Linked DNA regions of Mus musculus: all the other regions are linked to region 1. Evidence: chromatin loops called from intact Hi-C (ENCODE). Cell type or tissue: gastrocnemius. All regions are shown on one strand.

Evidence for each region. A loop is a pair of places that touch in the nucleus more often than their neighbours do. Peaks named below come from ENCODE experiments on the same cell type or tissue, not always from the same donor. Only the 100,000 strongest peaks of a DNase experiment are listed, where the experiment ranks them.
Region 2: a loop joins it to region 1, with 2.3 times the contacts of the local background. A loop is called at or near these places in 7 of 42 quality-filtered maps.
Region 3: a loop joins it to region 1, with 7 times the contacts of the local background. A loop is called at or near these places in 21 of 42 quality-filtered maps.

Annotation. Positions count from the first base shown.
Region 1 is chr5:32,590,303-32,598,302 of GRCm38, forward strand. No RefSeq gene overlaps it. Among named protein-coding and RNA genes, the nearest start is that of Gm15614, 11 kb to the left of the region's middle. In gastrocnemius, a CTCF peak has its summit at 3,709 (motif pointing right); no DNase peak of the experiment used is centred here; H3K4me3 peaks cover 619 bases; H3K27ac peaks cover 1,759 bases.
Region 2 is chr5:32,743,561-32,751,560 of GRCm38, forward strand. The region is part of intron 3 of Pisd (phosphatidylserine decarboxylase); the gene reads right to left. Among named protein-coding and RNA genes, the nearest start is that of Gm52771, 14 kb to the left of the region's middle. In gastrocnemius, a CTCF peak has its summit at 4,283 (motif pointing left); DNase peaks (open chromatin) are centred at 2,858 and 4,293; H3K4me3 peaks cover 2,453 bases; H3K27ac peaks cover 2,959 bases.
Region 3 is chr5:32,654,035-32,662,034 of GRCm38, forward strand. It overlaps Yes1 (YES proto-oncogene 1, Src family tyrosine kinase), which reads left to right. Exons shown (of 12, transcript NM_001205132.1): 7 at 1,072-1,227; 8 at 1,394-1,573; 9 at 5,001-5,077; 10 at 6,718-6,871. Among named protein-coding and RNA genes, the nearest start is that of Gm10461, 42 kb to the left of the region's middle. In gastrocnemius, a CTCF peak has its summit at 3,549 (motif pointing left); no DNase peak of the experiment used is centred here.

The sequences.
Region 1 (8,000 bases):
GCTACTTTGTTTTTAATGGGTTGATCTATTTTGTAATTGACAGATAATTGTGCATATTTATGAAAATTATCTGATTAATTTGGTGTATGTGTATATTTTATAATGATCAATTTGGGCTAGTCAAGCTGTCCATCATCTCAAACATCTATCATTTCCTTCTGATGAGAACTTTGAAAACTCTCTCATCTAATGTTGATAACTGTAACTACATTGTGTAATAGAACAAGAGAACTATCTAAGCATTCACTTTGGATACACTCCAAACTTGCCTTTTTTTTTCTTTCTTTTTTTTTTTTTTTTCAGTGTAGATGTTTGAACCTATCCATAGACCCAAGGGTTTGCAGTTTTTCAAATCTCTGCAGGTGATTTACCTGTATTCCAGGATTAAAAATATGAAACAGGCTTGGTAGTGGTGGCACACATTCTTTGAGGAGGCAGAGTCAGGCAACTCCTGACTTAGACTCTGTGAGTTCAAAGCTGGCCTGGTCTACAGAGCAAGTTCCAGGACAGCCAAGACAATACAGTAAAACTTTGTCTCAAAAAATCAAAACAAGCAAAAAGAATATAAAACAGGCGCAAAAGACAAATGAAATGATTTTACTTTAATGGGGTGCCCTGAGCCCTGAAACTCAGAGACAGGAGGCAAAACAAATGGCTACTCGGGCCAGTCCTGACCTTGATGCCTTGACTGTTTTCTCACCTGAAGTGACTTTCTCTTCCTTCTTGCCTGGCTCAATCCCATTGGTTTCTAAGGTTCAGTTCCTGGGGCTGAATGAAGTAAATTCTTGCTTTGTTTATCCTCCTCCTCCTCCTCCTTCTCCTCCTTTTCTCCTTCTCCCTGTCCCCCCCCCTCATTAAGACTCCTGAAGCAGAGATGAGAGATAGGAGGATCATCAGTCAATGCATGCTATGTAGTGAGACCTTGTCCTCCTCATCACAAAATAAGTTGTAAAGTTGTGTTTGTTGTACATGTCTTTGATTCCTAAGTCCATCTCTATTTCCAGTGGCACTCCTAAACCGCCTTAAATTTAGACATCCCATTGCTGTCATCCACTAAACACTTACTTTCTCTCAGACATTTTAGACACAACATGACCAAAAATAATTTTACCCTTGTTTACCCTGATTTTCCTCCTGGTTTTTTGTTTCAAATCCTATCATCATCATCATCATGCAGTGTGCTCATCAAGTGCTCAGAACAAACACCTTATAACCACTGTGGCTTTATGAAAGTTAGTAACATTATTAGCATGGTGCACAGCCACAACCCTAGAACTTACAAGGCTGAGGCAGAACTTGAATTTCCAGACCACCATAGACAGCTTAACAAGACCCTGTTTTTAAAAGCCAAATAACTGTGGCTGGAGAGATGGCTCAGTGGTAAAGAGAACTTTCCCCATCTGAGGACCACAGTTCTGATCACCCATGTGGGGCAGCTTACAACCACTTGGAACTCCTGTTTTGGGGGATCCAATTCCCTGTTCTGGCCTCCAGGGGCACCTGCATACATGTAGCACCCAAACACATATCACACACACACACACACACACACACACACACACACACAAATAAAATAAAATAAAAGTAAAGTAAAAAGTTTAAAGAGCAATAATAAATAGAAAAGTGATTATTATAATAATAGAATTGTAATAAGGACTTTCAGAAATTTGGTGAATCTGTGATGGAGATACTGATACTCATAGCTCCATATTTAGAATAAATTTTAAAAATCAGCACCTGAGAATATGGAAAAAGCAAATGTTAATGGTGTGAACTACCTGTACTGGAGGCCAAATACCATCAGTTCCCCTCTCCAGAGCACTGTTAGACAAGGTATAAGGTACATTTTCTTTTGAGAGCAGAGCCTTACAAGAGGCATAGCAAAAGGTACTGACAACGAGATATATCTGTTAAAAAGAGGCAGGCAAGCACTTGTTGAACATCTTTCTGTCTCTGTAGTCAAGATATGTTATAGTTTACGCAAGGTGTTTGAAGTATGTGTTTGCCATATTTTTAAAGAAGAGCTATTATGAATAAGGTACAATGTGTATAATGGAATATTATTTAGCTTTAGAGGGGAAGAAAATTATGGCATAAGGTAAACCTTGAAGATGCTATTACAGATGAAATAAGCAGGACACAAAGGGATAAACATTTTATAACTCCACTTACCTGAGGTACAGGAAGCAATCCAATGCATAAAGACACCAAAAGAAAGGTGGCTGCCAGGAAGGAGCTAAGGAGGACGGAGAATGAATATCCAATGAGAATGGAATTGTGGAGTAGAGGATACTGAAGATTGGACCTTGGGACTACTCAAGTGTTCTACCCTCCAAGCTACATATTTAGCCAAATGAATTATGTATGGAGTTGAAGAAAATTGAAAGATTGACCCTGTAGATGGATAATGGTGATGATTACACAACAGTATGAATGTTCTAATAATAGTGAACTGTATGCATAAAATGAGTAAAATCATAATTTCCATGTCACATTTACCACAATAAGAAATAACATAAAATGAGCCAGGCAGTGATGGTGCACACCTTTGATTCCAGAACTTGGGAGGCAAAGGCAGACAGATCTTCAAGTTCAAGGCCAGCCTAGCCTAGAGATCGAGCTCCAGGACAGCCATTGTTACTCAAAGAAACCCTGTCTTGAAAAAAAAACAACAAAACAAACAAACAAACATAAATACATAAAACTAGCCATTGTGGGCCACGCCCAGGGTGCTAGCTAATTGGAAGACTAGGATCGAGTACTTAGTCAAGGAGTTCAAGGTCAACATGGGCAACACTGAAAGACTCTGGAGAGAAAGATGGAGGATGGAGAGGGCAGAGGCTCAAAGAGGGAGAAGGAAGAGAGAAATTGAGCAAGAGGAAGGGCAAGAGGAAAGAAGGGAAAGTTATGTGTCACTTCTAGGTTGGAGCAGGTAAAAGCTACTGTTCCTTTTCTATGTTTTTATGTCATCATGACAATGTGAAAAGTCACTAGGTGTTACAGGACTCAGGAAGCCCTTGGATGCTACATGCATACTAATATGGTAAATCTGTATTTAGTTATTTTTGTTAGAAATGAACATTTGATTTTTTTTTTTTTTAGCCACTGAATTTAAGAGGCTTGTTATATCGACATAACCATACTTCTCCTAACAGAGTATTCAAAAGACAGTGACATGAGAATCATTAGTTCTACTCATGATCACTTCTTAAAACTCCAGAATGGGGAGCTGGAGAGATGGCTCAGCGGTTAAGAGCAACGACTGCTCTTCCAGAGGTCCTGAGTTCAATTCCTAGCAACTACATGGTGGCTTCACAACCATCTGGAATGGGATCCAAAGACCTCTCCTGGTGTGCCTGAAGACAGCTACAGTGTACTCATCTACGTAGAATAATTAAACTTTAAAAATATATATTAAAAAAAAGAACAATTCCAGAATAGGGCCAACAAAATAGCTTACCTAGTATAGGCACTTGCTGCCAAGTCTCAGGATCTAGTTTCAATTCTTCTTGGCCCCACAGAGTAGATAGAACCAACTCCAAGATTTCCTCTGACTTCCACATATGTGTTGTGCTGCCCATGCTTTCATGGGTGTGTGCATGAGTGGACACATACCGCAGGCATACAGGGTGAAATAGATGCAATTTAAAAGTTGTTTAAAATCTCCGACGTGACCTTTACTAAATACCAAGAACCACTAGAGGGCACAACTGAGTTCCAGGGACTTTTGTCAACGGTGAATTTGAAGTGAGAAATGAAAGAAACCTTAAGGTTAATTAAACAGTGCAAACAGAAAATTGTTAGCAATTCTTTCTAATTTCTTTCTCTATAAGTTCACCAGCTACCTTTTTACCCTCTGAGATAACTAAATTAAAATACATTTGGGACTTCAGTTTTAATATGAAATCAATATTCTATAATATATAAAGTACATTTACAGATGGGATTTGTTGCCTAGAAAAAAAGTGGAAGATGTTCTTAGTATAAAAGGAGAGTTTGAATTCCAACCTAAAGTTTTGCTTTCTTTAGATAACTCAGTCTAGGGACAATGGCTTTTTGACTGTGGGATCCTTACCGCGTCTAATTTGGTCAGTTGAGAAAACTGAGATTTCTGAAGATTTGGGACTAGGGGAGCAGACCAGATGTTCCACACATCAAGCTGTTACAGGAAGTGTCCCACCCACTCCCAATGTCAGGCCGAGTTCTTGACAGACTTCCTTTTCCTGTTTCCTTTTCCCCCTCTTTCTAATTTTTTTTCAAAGTTTATTCAAAGGCTACTGCCAACGCCATCGTGCTCTATTGTCCTGGTGCTGACATCCTTCCATTGCCTTCTTCCTGTGAACTTTGATTGCCTCACTGTCCTGTTACTTCTTGCTGCTTCTCACCAATTGTTACATAGGATTGTCTTGTTTGCTTGATTTGGAGGATTTGGTGGAGGGAGACAGGAGAGCAAGCTCTTCTTTTGTTGAAACCAAATCTCCCTGAATAGCTCAAAATGGGATAATCTTTTTTTTATTAGATATTTTCTTTATTTGCATTTCAAATGTTATTGCCTTTCCTAGTTTCCCCTCTGAAAATCCCCTATCCCCCGCTCCTCCCCCTGCTCCCCAACCCACCTACTCCCACTTCCTGGTCCTGGCATTTCCCTATACTGGGGCATAGAGCCTTCACAGGACTAAAGGCCTCTCCTCCCATTGATGACAGACTAGGCTATCCTCTGCTACATATGCAGCTAGAGCCACAAGTCCCACCATTTGTTTTCTTTGATTGATGATATAGTCCCAGGGAGCTCTGGATAGTTCATATTGTTGTTCCTCCTTCAGCTCCTTGGGTCCTTTCTCTAGCTCCTTCACTGGGGACACTATGCTCAATCCATTGGATGACTGTGAGCATCCACTTCTGTATATGCCAGGTACTGGCAGAGACACTCAGGAGACAGCTATATCAGGCTCCTGTCAGCAAAATCTTGCTAGCATATGCAATAGTGTCTGGGTTTGGTGGTTGTTTATGGGATGGGACCCAGGTGGGGCAGTCTCTGGATGGTCATTCCTTCAGTCTTTGCTCTGAACTTTGTCTCTGTAACTCCTTCCATGGGTATTTTGTTCCCCATTCTAAGAAGGAACAAAGTATCCACACTTTGGTCTTCCTTCTTCTTGAGTTTCATGTGTTTTGCAAATTGTATCTTGGGTATTCTGAGCTTCTGGGCTAATATCTGCTTATCAGTGAGTGCATATCATGTGTGTTCTTTTGTAATTAGATTACCTCACTCAAGATGATATCCTCCAGATCCATCCATTTGTTTAAGAATTTCATAAATTCATTGTTTTTAATAACTGAGATTGTGTAAATATACCACATTTTCTGTATCCATTCCTCTGTTGAGGGACATCTGGGTTCTTTTCAGCTCCTGGATATTATAAATAAGGCTGCTATGAACATAGTGGAGCATGTCCTTACTACAAGTTGGAGCATCTTCTAGGTATATGCCCAGGAGTGGTATTGCTGGATCTTCTGGTAGTACTATGTCCAATTTTCTGAGGAACCACCAAACTGATTTCCAGAGTAGTTGTACCAGCTTGCAATCCCACCAGGAATGGAGGAGTGTTCTTCTTTCTCCACATCCTCACCAGCATCTGCTGTCATCTGAGTTTTTTATCTTAACCATTCTGACTGGTATGAGGTAGAATCTCAGGATTGTTTTGACTTGCATTTCCCTGATGATTAAGGGAATGCAATGTTGAACATTTCTTTACGTTTTCTGAGCAAGTCAAAACAAAAGGGTGTTGAACATTTTTTAGGTGCTTCTCAGCCATTCAGTATTCCTCAGTTGAGAATTCTTTGTTTAGCTCTGTACCCCCATTTTTAAAAAGAATTATTTGGTTCTCTGGAGTCTAACTTCTTTTCTTTCTTTCTTGCCCCCATGGAGTCTAACTTCTTGAGTTCTTTGTATATATTGGATATTAGCCCTCTATTTAATGTATGGTTGGTAAAGATCTTTTCCCAATCAGTTGGTTGCCATTTTGTCTCATTGACAGAATCCTTTGCTTTACAGAAGCTTTGCAAAGAACCAGAGGTTCTTTTATTGTTGAGAATAGTTTTTGCTCTCCTAGGCTTTTTGTTATTGCAGATGAATTTGCAAATTGCCCTTTCTAACTCAGTGAAGAATTGAGTTGGAATTTTGATGGGGATTTATGAGGTGCCATTTATCAATTCTCAATCTTATAGCACAAGCCACTGGTGTTCTGTTCAGGAATTTTCCCCCTATGCCCATATCTTTGAGGCACTTCCCCACTTTGTCCTCTACAAGTTACAGTATCTCTGGTTTTTATGTGGAGTCCCTTGATCTACTTAGACTTGAGCTTTGTACAAGGAGATAAGAATGGGTCAATTCGCATTCTTCTATCTGCTAACCACCAGTTGAGCCAGCACCATTTGTTGAAAATGCTGTCTTTTTTCCATAAGATGGTTTTAGCTCCTTTGTCAAAGATCAAGTGACCATATGTGTGAGGATTCAATTCTATTCCATTGCTCTACCTGTCTGTCAGTGTACCAAAATCATGAAGTTTTTTTTTTTTTTTTTTTTTTTTTTTATCACAGTTGCTCTGTAGTACAGCTTGAGGTCAGGGATGGTGATTCCACCAGAGGTTCTTTTATCATTGAGAATAGTTTTTGCTATCTTAGGTATTATGTTATTCCAGATGAATTTGCAAGTTGCCATTTCTAACTCTGTGAAGAATTGAGTTGGAATTTTGATGGGGATTGCATTGAATCTGTAGATTGCTTTTGGTAAGATAGCCATTTTTACTATATTGATCCTGCCAATCCATGAGCATGGGAGATCTTCTTTGATTTCTTTAGAGACTGGAATTCTTTTTTTTTTTTTCCAAGACAGGGTTTCTCTGTATAGTCCTGGCTGTCCTGGAACTCACTCTGTAGATCAGGCTGGCCTCGAACTCAGAAATTCACCTGCCTCTGCCTGGGATTAAAGGCGTGTGCCACCACGCCCTGCTGAGACTTGAATTCTTATCAAACAGATTTTTCACTTCCTTAGAGTCACACCAAGGTATTTTATATTATTTGTGACTATTGTAAAGGGTGTTGTTTCCCTAATTTCTTTCTCAGTCTGTTTATCCTTTGTGTAGAGAAAGGCCACTGATTTGTTTGAGTTAATTTTATATCCAGCTACTTCACTGAAGTTGTCTATCAGGTTTAGGAGTTCTTTGGTGGAATTTTGGGGGTCACTTATATATACTATCATATCATCTGCAAATAGTGACAGTTTGACTTCTTCCTTTCCTATTTATATTCCTTTGATCTCCTTTTGTTGTCTAATTGCTCTGGCTAGGGCTTCAAGTACTACATTGAATAAGTAGGGAGAGAGTGGGCAGCCTTGTCTAGTCCCGGATTTTAGTGGGATTGCTTCCAGCTTCTCTCCATTTACTTTGATGTTGGCTACTGGTTTGCTGTAGATTGCTTTTATTATGTTTAGGTATGGGCCTTGATCCTGTTCTTTCCAATACTTTTATCATGAATGGGTGTTGGATTTTGTCAAATGCTTTCCCAGCCATCTAATGAGATGATCATGTGGTTTTTGTCTTTGAGTTTGTTTATATAGGGGATTACATTGATAGATTTCCGTATATTGAACAGTCCCTGCATCCCTGGGATGAAGCCTACTTGATCATGATGGATGATTGTTTTGATGTGATCTTGGATTTGGTTTGCGAGAATTTTATTGAGTATTTTTGCATTGATATTCATAAGGGAAATTGGTCTGAAGTTCTCTATCTTTGTTGGGTCTTTTTGTGGTTTAGATATCAGAGTAATTGTGGCTTCATAGAACGAATTGGGTAGAGTACCTTCAGTTTCTATTTTGTGGAATATTTTGTGGAGTATTGGAATTAGGTCTTCTTTGACGGTCTAAGGTCTGATAGAACTCTACACTAAACCCATCTGGTCCTGGGCTTTTTTTTTTTTTTTTTTGGTCGGGAGACTATTAG
Region 2 (8,000 bases), 150 kb after region 1:
CTGGCCTACTTTAGCACATAAACGTCTTCAAACTTCTCCTCTCAAAAGATGCCAGCACCAGATGAGCACACGTGGAAGCCCCACCCCATCCAAAGGTCAAGGCCAAGCTTTAGGGACACCCATGCTTCTGCTTCAGGCTCAAATGAGCCTCTAACAACTTCTACATCCACCACACAGTGAGATGCTCCAACCGTTTACTGGACACTGAATGGTGTACATTCTGGCCAGGCAACTGGGCTCAGGGGTGACATGTGCCATCATGTGAGCTGGGTCAGGCTCTCAGAGGCTCTTTCCTTGCTCTACAAGTCCAGGCTTTGAAACAGGAGCAGAGCTCCCACCCAGGAAACAAGTATGACCATGTGGAATGTGAGGGGACCACATACCCCCAAGAATGTGGTTTCCTGTCAAGGTTTCCATACTATGCTACCAAATAGGATGTTAACTATGGCAGCTGTGAACACATGAGCCTGCAAATACAGCTCAGCTAAAACATAGGCTCTCAACCAAGACTCATACAGAACCTAGACATTTTGTTCTCCCATAGTGCTATGAGGGGCCAGTCAGGCCCTTCTAGGCTGGGGTCTTAGACAAGCCGGGTGGCCCACCAGGGCAGGGTAGCCTGGGTTCCTCCTGCCTTCAGCAAGGCAGGTCAAGGGACTAGGGCAATGAGCCGCTTCCTTGAAGAGGCACTAAGACCTGTCCAAGGGATCAAAGGACCCAGCCTGCACTTGCCCACAGAGAGGGCATGGATGAGCAGTGTATTCTTGCCTTTATCGAAGTCTTCTTTCCTACACTGAACACCTGTGTGTCAACTTCCTTAAAACATCAAAAGCGGACCCCACACAGCACGCTGGGAACAGGCTGAGAGAGTCCTGTCTGTCCGGCCTAGAGCTGCCAAGGACAGGGACAGTCCTCAGCAGTCTCCCGTGTCACCTCCAAAGCTGAGCTACTTCAACAATAATGCTCCCATCTTCCCCAGGCCACCAGACCCTCCCCCTGAAGAAGCCCTAGGACTCTCCCTAGCCCGTGAGTGAATCCTGGACAAGAAGGAGCCCCGAGGCAGGCCAGTGCTGACACCACAGTCCCTTCTGAGAGTCAAGTGCATCCTGGGGAGGCTAGTAAAGACTTGGGTCGCGGCCTGAGCACCGTCACTTGGCCCGTGGGAACCCAGAGGGATCTCTGGTGAGCATACATCTGACACTGCAGTCCTGAGTGCTACTCAAGGCCTTGAAATGTCCCTGCTGCTCTCGAAGGCTGTTTCTTCATCTGGAAACAGGGAAGCTCCTTTGCCCACTTCCCTTGAGACTCAGAACAAGGTTATAACCAAAGTCCGACTAACCTTAAAAACCTTAACTCCTACCTCATGCCTGTGGCCCCCAAGTCTTACCTCCCTTTCTAGCAAGGGAATACTGTGAAAAGACAAAAGGGGTGATTCTGAAAGGGGAGCCCAAAATATGAGCCAGTTCTGCCCAGTACGTAGGATGTAAGGGCCACTGCAAGCACACGGGGAGGACTGTGAGGACATGCTGTTCTGGGGCTCACAACCATGTCCTTCTCCATCCACCACTGCTTGGGACGAGGCAAGGATACTTGGTCCTCAGTGGAATGGAACATTCCAACTTAAGTCAACAAACGGAGCAGCCCAGTTAGCAGTTATTATAAGTGTGTATGGGTGTGAGGGGTGAGGTACTGAGTGGGCATGTGTGTGGGGGGGTGGGTGGTACAGGTGTACTCTCCGGTTTGTGCACACCTCCTATTTCTGACTTGGTAGGTTCTGGTCTGGGCAGATGAAAGGCAGGCAGACTCCAACAAGCCCTTCCTGGGCAAGAGACCCGCAAAGCCCAGATCATGCATCTCCTGCTCCCTTTAACTCATGGCCCCACCCTACAGGTCTTCGGCCATTTCTACCTTAGCTTCCTGAGGCAGGGCCTCCTGGCAGGTGTGCCCAGGGAGGCAGCTAACTCCTTTTGCCTCTATTCCTGGGCTGGAGGTAGACAGACTTCATAAGCCACAGACAGGAAAACGGATCCTCCCCAGGCAAATCCAACAGTTCTTCTGGGAAGTCATAAGCATGGAAGAGGGGACAAGGAGAAGGCTAGATGGCCTGTTATCAGGTCAGCAGCTGAGGGTGGGGTGAGAGAAAGGGACAGACAAGTGTTCTTCAATTTCTCAAAAATAAAGAAAGAAATCTTCTCTTGCCCCAAGGCAGAGACAGTATGTCATCCATTCCTTGCCCTCTGAGGTTAAGTCTACAAGGATGCTTCCCTCTACCAGGCTGAGGCAGCACAGGAGAAATGCATGCTGGGAGCCCAGGGCCACCCCCAATGCCTGCCTGTACTTCCCACACTTCCCAGCATCTTGCTCACTTCCCTCACTTCCTGCCCAGCCTTTTGGGGACTAGAGAAGCTATAGGATGTGAAGGAAATGAGCTCAGGGAGACCAAGTGCGGGGGCGGGGGGGGGGGCGGGGGGGGTTCCCTGGGGGGGGCGCAGGAGAGCAAGACCACCCAAGGGATTTCCCAGGCCCTAACTATGAAAGAGCCAACTACATGTGCTAGAAGGCACTCCCACCCAGACCTCCCAGCCTCAGGACAGGGAAGGAAAAGAGCCCTGAAAAGCTTGCCTGATGCTCCAGGTCCCACTTGTGGCTTCTATCAGCTCAGTCACTCCCGAGACCAGCCTCACTCCAGTTTCTGGGCTCTGGTCTTCAGGTTCTCTAGCTTTGGCTAGGTTCTGAAGCGTTAGCCTCAGAGCAGGCAGGGGCTCTGGTTCAAGCTGAGGGCGGGGGGCAGGCGGAGCAACACTAGACACTGTTAAAGCTAACACTCCCTCTGAGCTCCAAGCCAAGCAACAGAAGCCCGGAGGGCCCTTTAAGAGGAGGGGCTACAGCCTGGAGAAAAGAGGAAGAGGCCAGCAGGGGCCCTGGCCCCACCCTGTCATAGCCTCCTGACTGACCAAAGACTGACCGCTCCCCACTCAACACCCAGCAGAGCCACAAGGGCCCAGCACTCTCCAGAGGATGCCTCCTGGGAGTTCAGGGACCCTGGATCCTCAGCATCTGGCTGGCTTCTGGCTTCAGCCCTTGTCATCAACCCTACAAGACAGAGGCCTTGTAAGGACTGTCTTCTTCACTCCAAAGCTACTTCCGGCATCCCCTCCAGAAGTTCTACAGATGCAGTAATCCTTACAATTTCTTCCTACACCTGATCCTGAATTAACAAGGTTAACCCTGGCAACTTCATCTGTCCCCCAGGGCCATAAAACTCTGACACATAAAGCCCAGACTCTAGAGGTAAGGTGGATGGATGAACAAGAAAAGCTTCTAACAGCCACCACTCACCCACAGCCTAGAAACCAGGCAGTGCTTTCAGAGCTGGGAATACCTTGTGGAATTCCTCTTTTCTTTACACTGAAGGGGAAGATTCTGGACTGCAGTCAGCAGACCATCCATAGCCTGCCCCACTGGCATTCAACTAACATAAAAGGATAGGAATGGGCCTAACATTTTCTAGGGAAAGAGGAAGATCTACTGGGGGAAATCAACATTCTATCAAATGAACTTCATTCATGTCTATGTAGTCAACTCAGCAATGGCCAAGTGGGACTTAGTCTTTCATGCTAGACTAAAGGGTACATCTACAGCCCCTCTGACCACACTGAATTTCACTCCCCTGATTTCATAACCTGATTGGAACTAGATGACATCCTGTTAAGAGGACTTAGGGACGGGTGGATCACAAAGCTGAAAAATCACTGACATTGTTTAGACACAGTGCCACACACCTGTCCTCTTCACCTGGATCAAGCACAAGCAAGCCTTATGTGACAAGCTCAGGGATGACGCTATGGCAGAGGCAAGCAGACTTTCTAGCAGACTAGAGGGCTATCCTGTGAGACTTTCATGATATTATTCCACACCCACACCACACCACGGGGCTGGGGACACAGAATGCACAGAAGCTGCCTTCATTCACTCGACCTGTGCACCAGTAGACAGTCCTAATTAGTCCCTGACCTCTGAAGATTAACTGGAGTCTGGGGCAGTGGCTCAGTTCATAAAGCACTTGCTTTGCAAGCAGGAGACCTAAGTTCGATCCCTGAGGACCTGGACACCACATGTCTTTTTTGTAAGCAAACACCTTTAGGATTTCAAATGATAGTTAAAAGATGATTTTCTTTCTGGGGAACCCTACCCCATCATAAGATTAGCTTACTACATAGAGGTCCCTTTGGGATACCCATGCCCTTCTATTCTGGGCCTCTGCTGGCTGAGACTGCCACCTAGTGCCAATGAGAGGCTTTACAGGCTTGAAGACCACTTAGTTGCCAACAACCGAAGACAAGGGATCTGGAGCTGCTTAGTAGAGCACAGGCTAAACCCAAGATGGGTGACTTTCGTGCGTTCCCTGTTTGTACACTGTCTAATGCTCTGTGTCAGGGATTAAATGTAGTTGAGGGACAAGGATAGCAGGTGCTCACAGTCACCTCTTATTACCAAGTGTCCAGAGGCACAGTAAATATGGCTGCTATCTCTGAGTAGCACAAGAAGTCACAGGCAGGTTCATTTTCTACATGTCCAGCTAGAAAGCCTGGGCAAGCATGAAGTATTCTCCACACAAGATCCTCTCAGTCCTCCCCAGTTCCTCTTTTTTGTTCAGAAATGTCTCTTAGGAACCTCACCATAAACAACGTCTAGAAAAGCCTGCAGCCCAGGGCATTCACCTCCACGTTGAGTGTTACATGGATCCTGAGATGGCCTGTGCTGGGGCAGGATAAGCTCAGCAGAAAGCATCCCATAGCATCCCAAGCCTCCAAGTCATCACTGGCCAGCCTAGGACAGGCCTCGTTTGTTCCCAATTTTATTTTATGCCATCCTGTCCTATTCTATTTCTGTCAAGATACCTAGAGTCTCAATCAGTAGCCAGGTTAGCCTGGAACTCACTAAATAGGTCCCAAGTGGTGTTGAAATTGTGGCAGCCCCCCTGCCTCAACCTCCTAAGATCTGGATTATAGGCTGACTTTGTTTTTAAACTGCACATGTTTAGACACAGGCCTCAGCTTTCCCACACAATGCCAGGGTGGCAATCTCCCAATGGTACAGAGCTGTGCCTCAGCTGAGGGTGTCAGGAAAAGAAATTAGACTGGAGCATGGGTTGGAGGTTGGCCACACGGTGGACAGCCTGAGCCACCTAATAGAGTGGCTGCATGTCTCAGAGCCATGGGTCCCGCACAGAAGCAGCAAAGGTAGGGCCTGGAGATCCCTGAGAGTCCTTTCTCCTCTAGAACTCAGTTCTCCGAGGACAGGTCCCGCAGTGTCAGAGAACTGCTCCAGACAGTGGCACTGCCACAGAGGCCAAGCAGGTAAGTAGGTTTTCCACAGCCAAGTTCACTCCTTGCCCATTTAACATGCACAACTGTTTTCTCAGCACCTACCGCGCACTCCTTGCCTACACATACATACACAGCCTCATCTAACAACTGCAGAAAGTCAGCAGCAACCCTGCTTCTAAATAACACGGCTACACAATTTACATTCACTTCAAAGCTGTCGGAGCATGCGAAGTGCTGCCCACAGCTGTGCACATCTGTGTGAGACAGCAGCACCCTGAGGTGTGGGGAAGGAAGGAAGGAAGGAAGGAAGGAGTGCCAGGGGAAGCACCTGGGTCCTGCCTCCCTGTGAGGCAGCTGAGGCTGATGGTAAAGATGCAGGGCTAAGTGGGTGTCCTTGACCAGCATCCCTCAAGTCCAAGCTTGGCCTCCGCATTGCTGTCTGCACCGCTCTTCAGACCATGTTTACACAAAAGGCCCAAGATCAAGCCCAAAGTAAGCATCCCTGCTTATGTTTCTCGAGTGTATAGGACAGTATTTTAAAGCAAGAATTTATAGTGCTTTTAAAAAATGCAAAGAAAAATCAAATACAGCACATGGAGATAAACCAAACATCAGTATTAACAACTCCCGGGCAGAGGCATTCCCTGTAACAGCCGATTTTCTTAACTTTTTTTTTTTTAAATCTTATTTATTTTACATGTATGAGTACACTGTAGCTGTCTTCAGACGCACCAGAAGAGGGAGTCAGATCTCATTACAGATGGTTGTGAACTACCACGTGGTTGCTGGGATTTGAACTCAGTACCTCTAGAAGAGCAGTCAGTGCTCTTAACCGCCGAGCCATCTCTCCAGCCCCGTTTTTCTTAACTTTTGTATTCCATACAAAAGCGTTCACAGGGCTGGAGAGATGGCTCAGTTGGTACAGCGCTTGCCTGAGTTCAGATCCCCAGGATCCTCATAAACAAAACCTGGTGGAAAAAAACCAAACCAAACCATAAAACCAAAAACTAAGTGTGCTGCAATGCACCTGGACCCCAGGGACGACAACCTAAGAGGAGGATCTGTCTCTGTAAGCTCACTACATTGGCAAGTTCCAAGGCAGTGAGAGACCTTGTCTCAAAGAGTAGAAGGAGCCCAAAGACTGACACCTGAGGCTGTCTTTTGATCTTGACCACATTGCATTTTTCTGTGCCTATACAAAACCTGTTCCTACCCACAAACATATACATGAATAAAAGCATGCACACTAAAAAAATAAAAGACTACACAGGAGGTTTACATGTGTAATCAAACACATGGGAAGCTGAGGCAGGTAGACCATCAATTTGAAGCTAGCCTGGGCTACACATGGAGACTTGCATCTCAAAAATAAAAACAATGAGGCTGTAGCACTTTGAGAGCTTTTCGGCCTACTGTGGGGTGATGAGAAGGCCCTTCACAGGCTCACACTCATCTGCACGCTCCGTCCCCAGCGGCTGACCTGTTTGCAAGGCTTAGCATGTGTGCTGCTGGGGTTGGACTTAGAGGTTTCAAAAGTCCAGGCCAGGCCTACTCTGTCTCTCTGCCTGCCTGCCGCCTATGTGTCAGGATGAAAAGCTCTAAGCTGCTGCTCCACACCATGCCTGTCTGTTTGCCACCATGATGACAATGGACTAACCTCTGAAACTGTAAGCAAACCGCCAACTAAATGCTTCGTTTTGTAAGAATTATGGTGGTCACCGTGTCTCTTCACAGCTATAATGAAGGGATCTATTAGGTCCAAGCATGGGAAACAGCTCCAACAAGTTTCGCCTTTCACCTTTCTTCTCCGTACTAAACAGATTACATTTTTAGCCCCCAAGGCCCATTCCCTTATCTGGCCACTGACTCACTCCTGAGACAAACCTCCAAGGTCCAACAATCAAACTCATTACTTGGCTAATACGTTTAATCAGGACTGAGCAACTCATCTTAGCACAGACTCTCCCTTTTCCTCTTTAAAACCCCTCTCCTGAAGACAACCAAGCCCACCTGCTGCTTGCGGTCCCCACACACCCCACCCCTGTAAGAAATCTTTGGGCTGAGAATTTGGTGTCTGGATGTATCCTGTGACACTCTGGGGGGCCTCCGTCATCCCTTACAAATAGCACAGTAATTAAGACACTTCCCTCTCCTTTCTATTTTGTATGAGTGCTGTGTCCTAGAAGCAATGCATCTTGGATAAAGAAATTTTAGCTGCTGGTGGTGGTGGCAAACACTTTTAATCCCAGCAGAGGCAGACAAATCTCTGAGTTCCAATCTAGCCTGGTCTACAGGGCAAGTTCCAGGGCAGCTAGAGCTACACAGAAAAACCCAGCTTGGGGGAAAAAAAAAACTCAAAAAAAATTTTTTTTAGATTTTTTTTTCATGTGTTTGGTATGCATGTATACACATATATCACATGCATGCTAGAATTTGAAGAGGGTGTCTCTGGGGCTGGGGAAGCCGTGGAGCTGTAGGGAACAAAACTGGAGCAAGAGTGGGACTGAGCAGTGTCCAAGCCCTGCAAATCTATTCCTGAAACTGGCTGGAGTAGGATTGCTATCCTCTATCCAGGAGCCTGCAGAGCCCCAGCCCTTTCCTCACCAGAGGAACATGAAACTGGTAGCCAGGCTAAGCTTCCTCTTCCCTTACAAGGTTCAGCAGTACCTA
Region 3 (8,000 bases), 64 kb after region 1:
GGAGTCTTTGTGTTTTAAATTTTTTCGTTGTCATTTAGATATGTAAATGCATGTGAGAGTCTTTAAATAATTAGTACTACAAGAGGGGAGGTTTCCATGGCAGTTATTCTGTGACAGCTAGCAGCAAACAAAATATCAAGTCAGACAACACGTTTGAAATTGATTGACTGTGTTACTGAGCTGGCATTACTTGTAATTGCCTTTGTTATAATGGATTTAAGTGGTTGCTTGATGAGAATGGGAGGAAATGTGTCTTGAAACAGGGAGAAGTTTTATATAAGCAGGATACACAAACCAAGCCATTATGTATCCTGACTGGCTGTCTTCAGTCTCCTGTATTTAAAATTCAGTCTCATATCAACTTCTTCCGTGATTTTCAGAGTTTTACAAATTAGTCGTTATTAGAAATGACAACTAATAATGCATCTCCCTTGGGGATTACATGAATCTTGGTGGTCAAAAGAAGAGCTTTAAGCTGTGGTGCAAGTCTGTACTCCCAGCACTTAGAAGGCTAAGACAGGAAGAATCTGAATTGAACTCTCAGATACCCTATGTACCTGCCAAAAAGTAGAGTGGAGTTTTGAAGACAGACAGACTTGTGTTTGAATGTTCTCATTTACCAGCTGGGACCTTGGGACAGTTCTCTAGCTTTTCCAATCTCAATTTATATGAAAGATTTATATTACATAATAACATAGGCATACATACTCAGTAAATATTAGCATAAAATGTATTTCTAAAGTGTTTCGTTTGTATATACTTCATCATTCTTCTTATTGAAAGATTCCCATGCTATATATCTTTTTAGAGTAAAACTGATAGGAGACTGATTTTAATTTAATGACAAGCTTTTTAAAAGAACAAATAATAAGCCAGGTATGGTGGCATATACCTTTAATCCTAGAAGCAGGTGAATCTCTCTCTGAGTGTAGTCCAGGCCAGCCAAGGCTACATAGTGAGATCTATCTCAAAGATCAGTCAAATAAATAAATAATCATATGATACACACACTAATATTCTGTTTGACTTAAAAAGTAATTCATTTACAATATACCCTGTTTATCTATCTAGAACATGCTGATGGATTATGCCACAAGTTAACAACTGTGTGTCCTACTGTGAAACCCCAGACTCAAGGTCTGGCAAAAGATGCTTGGGAAATCCCTCGAGAATCATTGCGACTAGAGGTGAAACTAGGTCAAGGATGCTTTGGGGAAGTGTGGATGGGTAAGAAGCCTGAACTTTGTTGTTACTTCATTTTGTTATGGAATCATAAATTAAAATATGTACAATATATATTTTATTATGTAGTATAACTTTTACTGTTGATTGAATTTTGGTCTAATAGTCCTTGAAATACAGATTGAGAAAGTAAAATAAATTGTTTTCCTAGGAACATGGAATGGAACTACAAAAGTAGCAATCAAAACACTAAAGCCAGGTACAATGATGCCAGAAGCATTCCTTCAAGAAGCTCAGATAATGAAAAAGCTAAGACACGATAAACTTGTTCCACTCTATGCAGTTGTTTCTGAAGAGCCCATTTATATTGTCACCGAGTTTATGTCAAAAGGTACGTGCATTGTTTGTTAAAGGATTGTGTTACGATGAAACAATTTAGGTTGTTTTTTTTTTCTTTTAGATTTATTTATTTATTATATGTAAAAGTACACTGTAGCTGTGTTCAGACACCAGAAGAGGGCATCAGATCTCATTACAGATGGTTGTGGGCCACCATGTGGTTGCTGGGATTTGAACTCAGGACCTCTGGAAGAGCAATCAATGCTCTTTAACTGCTGAGCCATCTCTCCAGCCCAGTTTTATTCTTACTTAGATTAAAAACCATACAATATATCTTAGTCATATCATATTCTTTCTCAGATCCCCATTCAATCCACCCACCCACCAAACTTTATATTCTTTCTTTGAGAAAGACAGACAGACAAACAGACAAAAAGTCAGAAAAAAAAACCCACAAAATTAAAAACAAAAACATGAAGTTCATTTTGTATTGTTCAACTGTTCCTGAGCATGCAACCTTCCCTGGGGTGTTTTGATATACCCAGTGTCTCTCCGTTGGAAAAGCTGATTTTTCCCTTTCTCAGCAGTTGTCAATTGCAAATAGGCTCTTGCTTAGGAGTTGAACCATGTGCTTTGCCTTCTCTGTGCTAGGATTTTGTCTATGTGAACTGTGCAGGTATTGTGCATGCTCTCACAGTCTTTGTGAGTTCATATGTGTATCAGATTTGCTGTTTTCATGGAGTCGTCCACCACCTCTTGCATAGATCCCTAAGCCTTGGGGGAAGCGGTATGATCCATTTAGGGTGTCTAACCCTGATCCCATTTAGAGCTCAATGTTCCAAAATCTCTTATCCTGCACGTTGTTCATTTGTGCCTCTTTGTGTTAATTGCCATCTGCAAAAAGTCTCTCTGATGGTGGTTCCGTGATGCACTTGTCTAGGGATATAGCAGTATGTTGTCAGGGGTCCTTGTGTTGCTTTGTTCATTTAACAGAATAATTGTAGATGTTCCCTAGGGCCCATGATCTCAGAGGTTCATGGCCTCATTAACACTGTCATATGGGTTCTGACTTTTGAAATGGGCCTTTTAAGTCCAACCAAAAGATGATTGGTTCCTTCCATAATATTCATGTCCCGATTGTACCAATGAGTTACCTGGCAGGTAGATTGCTACTGTAACTCACAATATTCACAGTTCAAAGAGCTTGATTACTTTTCTCCTTTAAGATTACATTTATTTATGTGTTTTGCATGTATATATGTATGGTTGCATGTGTGCTGTGACACGTGTAGAAGTCAAAAGACAGTTTGTATTTAGTCTTGGGATCAAAGTCAGGTTACTAGTCTTGGCAGCAGACACCTTTACCTACTGAGCCCTCTTACCTCCATTTTTATTTCCTCTATTTTTATACATTCAGAGTTTTGTCTTTCTAACAGTACTTTCTAACATGATTTTTCTGTAGACGTTTGAAAAGAGGAAATGTGATAGTTTTTTAATAGAACAGTGTTTATTCCTAGTTATCCCACAGGATCTTATGAGACTTGAAAGGAAAATTAAGCAGCTTGAGTCTTTTGAAAGTAGATTTAACTAAAGGAAATAGATTGCTAGGGCAGTAGAAAAGTTGAATTAAAGTGATAAACCTGTATCTATAGCACTAAGGCAAAGACATTAGAGGGAATCATTTTTGCCTCGTTTTTATAAATACAGTTCTTACAGGATGTCTAGAAACTCTTTTTCTCTGCTGTCATTTGAAATTTCTCATCTGCCCTAACCCAGGCACAGGTGGGCTCTTACCTAACAGCTAATTAGAGCCAGGGGCAAAGCCAGGCAAGATTGATACTATTTCTAGGTCATTGGTGCTTTAGAATAGGAGCCAGCAAGTGATGAAATGATGCTGATTAGCCTGAATCTATCCTATTTGGATTGTATCTATTTTTAAATTTAAATTTTTTACTTTTTTGAATCAAACTAGTTAGTATTTTGTCATCTTCTCTACTAGTTCACCTTAGCTGATGAAATAGTTCCCTCTAGTGGTGATAGGGGCATCTACCCACTATAAATTTGCAACAGGGGGCGAAAATCTCTCTAAAAGGACTAAAAATAATTGCCTATTAATTGATAACCAACATATACCTAAAGTACCAAAGTATATGTCTTTTTTGGAAGGTGTTTGGGCTGCAAACAACTTCCACCTGTGGCATTTGAATGAGTGCATTAAATAAAATAGGACAGGAAGTGATAAAAAGACAAGAAAGACATTTAAATCAAGATATTACTAGTATAAGAAGTCAATGAAGGTAAGTATAATGGATCATCTACATAGCTCAATTATTGACTTTTTAAAATTGGGAGAAAATGCTAGAATTCTGTTCTATAACTTCATTAATTATTTGCAGGTGAGAGATTTAGAATATAAGAAAACAAAAACCTTTCTGGTTTTAAAATGAAGTAATTCCTTGTTTTACTATTTAGTTGTTTAGCAGTAGACCCTTACAACCCATCAAAGCTTATTGCCTCCTGTGCTTTGTCATTATATTGCTTCACGTGCAGACAGATTTTCTTGTTGTTCTTGATTTCTTTGTTGTGTTTTCTCCTACTGATGTGGTGACACTCAAACCCAGGGTCTTGTATATAATAAGAACACGCTCTACCACTGAGCGAGCCTGGCCCCAGCCCTGCCCATAAGTTCTGCTCATGTTGTTCTCATTCCTGAGAATTTGTTTCCCTCTCTTGACCAGTTCTACCAATTATACTTCCCTGGTCCAGTGTGGAATCCATCTTCAAACCCAATATTCAATTGCCATTTCTCTTTTGAGTCTTTTAATCTGAAACCTTCTTATGAAAATGTGTGTTTATTTTTTGTTGTTTTGTTTTTATAAAAGTGTGTCTTGATTTGGGTTTATCTGATATTGTATGATCTTAACTAACAGTAGAGAGAGAACAATCAAACCTTTGCTGAGTTTGTCATACTTTGCTATTCCTATAGTGCCATCTCCTAACACTAAGAGCTATATATCAGACCACCTCTTTGTAATTATAACTACCCCAGGATATTCCCAGTTGGCTGAAAAAAAAAATATATATATATTTATATATATACAAAACACAAATATACACACACAAAAACTTTTATACACACACTATATATTTTTTTTCATATATATATATATATATATATATATATGTATATAGTGTGTGTGTGTGTGTGTGTGTGGTTTGATGATTTATTTTATTTTATTTTATTTTGGTTTTTCAAGACAGGATTTCTCTGTGTAGCCCTGGCTGTCCTGGAACTCACTCTGTAGACCAGGCTGGCCTCGAACTTAGAAATCCACCTGCCTCTGCCTCCCAAGTGCTAGGATTAAAGGTATGCATCACCACTGCCTGGCTGGTTTGATGATTTAAGGTTTTAAAGAGTATTTACTTCCATTTTAATGTAATGTTTGAATTTTTCTAGAATATCTTTCTATCTCTTACAGGAAGCTTGTTAGATTTCCTTAAAGAAGGAGATGGAAAGTATTTGAAGCTTCCACAGCTGGTTGATATGGCTGCTCAGGTAGTTGCATATATATGTATATATACATACATACATACATACACACACACACACACACACACATATGTATATATCAATTTTAATTGAAAGCATATGTTTAAAATGCAGAAGAATCTTGGCATAATGTTAAAATTTTGTGTAATGAAATACTAGAATTTTAGGAGAGGAAGGAACATTGGAGATAGTTCCGTGTGAGCTCCTTAGTAGCAGAGCCAATATTAGACTGCTATAGCTCTCTCAGTCAGGTGCTGCCCTGTGTCGTATGGCCTTTGACACATTTCATCCATAAATGCAAAGTTTGTATTTACATTTCAGCAGATAAATTTAAGAAAATTAAGATGGGCTGGGTGGAGGTGACAGCACGTGCTTTTAATCCTAGCACTCAGGAGGCAGAAGCAGGCCAAACTCTGACTCCAAGGCCAGCATGGTCTGCAGAATGAGTTTTAGGACTATACAGAGAAACTGTCTTGAAAAACCAAACAAAAAGAAGAAAGAGAGGGAAAGACAAGAAAACTAAGGTGGATGAAGGTTATTCAGAAAGAAAAGGAAGGAAGGAAGGAAGGAAGGAAGGAAGGAAGGCAGACAGACAGACAGACAGACAGACTAAGGTAGAGGAAGGTTATTCCAAATATTAAAACCTGAAAGTGTGCTGAAATTTTTTTGTTTATTCTAGTCTAAGACAAGAATTCAGATAATATACAGGTAAGAATTAGTCTTTTATACTTCTGAATTTTGGTTGCAAAGTTTCTGTTAAGATGGATGCAAGTACTGCAGGCACTTTTATTGGCTACAGTTGATGAACTTGCTTCTGCAGCTCTTACCTATCAGTAAGAATCCACATATCCATAACATCTGATAATGTAGAGTAACTTCAGAGGAGACAGGCATGTACAAGGCTCTTTGTTCAAGGCTATTAGGCACTTTCTCTTGGAAAAATGGCAGACCTTTTTTATTACAAGAAACAAACAAAAAAACCTTAAGTAAATGACATGGGCTTTATGAGCCACATACAAACTCTATTGGACCTCATTAGTTTTCACAGCCCTTTAAAAAAATGTTAAAGCCTTATTTGTTTTTTTTTAACTCCTTAAGGCATATGAAAATGGGCTGTTGGCACATCTGACTGACGAGCTATAATATGTTGGTACTTCAGCACCTTAGATTTGTGTTGGTTTTTGTTTTGTCTTATGATGCACTTCTTCTAACCATTGACCAGAAAATAGGTCATAGTGATATGTTGGGTTTTGTTTTTTTTTTCTTGCAGTGTTAGGATATAAAAATTTAGCTTTTTTTTGCTCTTGTTCTTTTGGTTTTTTGTTTGTCTGTTTGTTTTTTCGAGACAGGGTTTCTCTGTGTAGCCCTGGCTGTCCTGGAACTCACTTTGTAGACCAGGCTGGCCTCGAACTCAGAAATCTGCCTGACTCTGCCTCCCGAGTGCTGGGATTAAAGGCGTGCGCCACCACACCCAGTTTTGTTGCTCTTGTTCTTGTTGCAGAGATTTTTGTTGTTTTTATTGTTGTGTTCTAGACTATTACTGTCATTGTTTTTGAGCTACCCAGTTTTTCAACAGTCTCTTTAGTTTAACAGTAAGTGTCTTTTCCCCTTTGCATCATATATTTTGCATTTTTTCCTCTCCTAAGATCGCTGATGGCATGGCGTATATTGAAAGAATGAACTATATTCACCGAGATCTCCGAGCTGCTAATATTCTTGTAGGAGAAAATCTTATATGCAAAATAGCAGATTTTGGCTTAGCAAGATTAATTGAAGACAATGAATACACGGCAAGACAAGGTAAAGTAACATACATAGATGCTTATAATCTAATGTCCTATGCTTGTCTTAATACTACTTTGAATACCCAGAGCCTTGTGGAATACAAAAAGTTCTAGTGGATAGCCAGGTCCCTGCCTGCTCCTGCCTGTGGGCTGTCAGGTAGGATGCAGCTTCAAAAGTCCTTTGTTGTGAGGCTGCCTTTTTGTCCTTTTTGTCCAGCATGTAACATGCATGTTCATGTAGACCTGACACAAAACTATCTGTAGACTAAATGCCTCTGAGTGGGTGTTTCTCATGTAGCAAAGCAGCTCTCTATGTTTGACCCCTAGAATCCCTGTCATCTGTAATCCTAACATTTCTGTAGGAGGGGATGGAAGGTGAAGGTAGGAGAGCCATTCAGAAGCTGGCAGGCCAGCTAACCTGCAGTAAGTAGATTAGCATCAGAAATGAGAGACCCTGTCTTGACAAGGTAGAAAAAAGAAACAACTCCCTAAAATAGTCCTGTCTGCCGTACCCATGCTGTGGCATGAATAGCCTGCACTCAAATGCATGTACAAATGCACATATATATGCAAAAAAATTTTTTTTGAAGCTTAAAAATAAAACAATTAAAAATAAGTTACAATAAAAACGAATAGTTCTAGATTTTTCCAGAGGGCTCAAACATTGATATTATACATAAAATTATATCTGGTAACAACACTTCAGCTTTCTAATAGTTAATTCCTGCAAAGAACTTGACAAGATACTTTTGCATTATAAATATAGCAGATAAAAATCCTTGTTACTTTCTTTAGGATGTTAGCAGTAGATTTTATTTATCCTTTATGTGTGCATGTGTGTTTGTGTGTATGAGTATAGATACACACAATAAGCATTTAAAGGTCAGAAGACAACCTTGGGCATCTTCCCATCATGTTTGAAATTTAATTTCTTGTTTCCCAGTATAAGGCCAGGACTAGCTGTCTGCAAACTTCCTGACATTTTCTTGTTTCCACTTTCCCTCACTGTAAAAGACTAGGATTGCAAACACTAGTTATAGCTTTACATGGTTCTAGGAAGCCATATTCATGCCCTCAAGTGCACAAGCACCTGACCCACTGAGCTGGCGCCTCTGTCTCATTTGGCGAGTTGTTATTTAAACTGT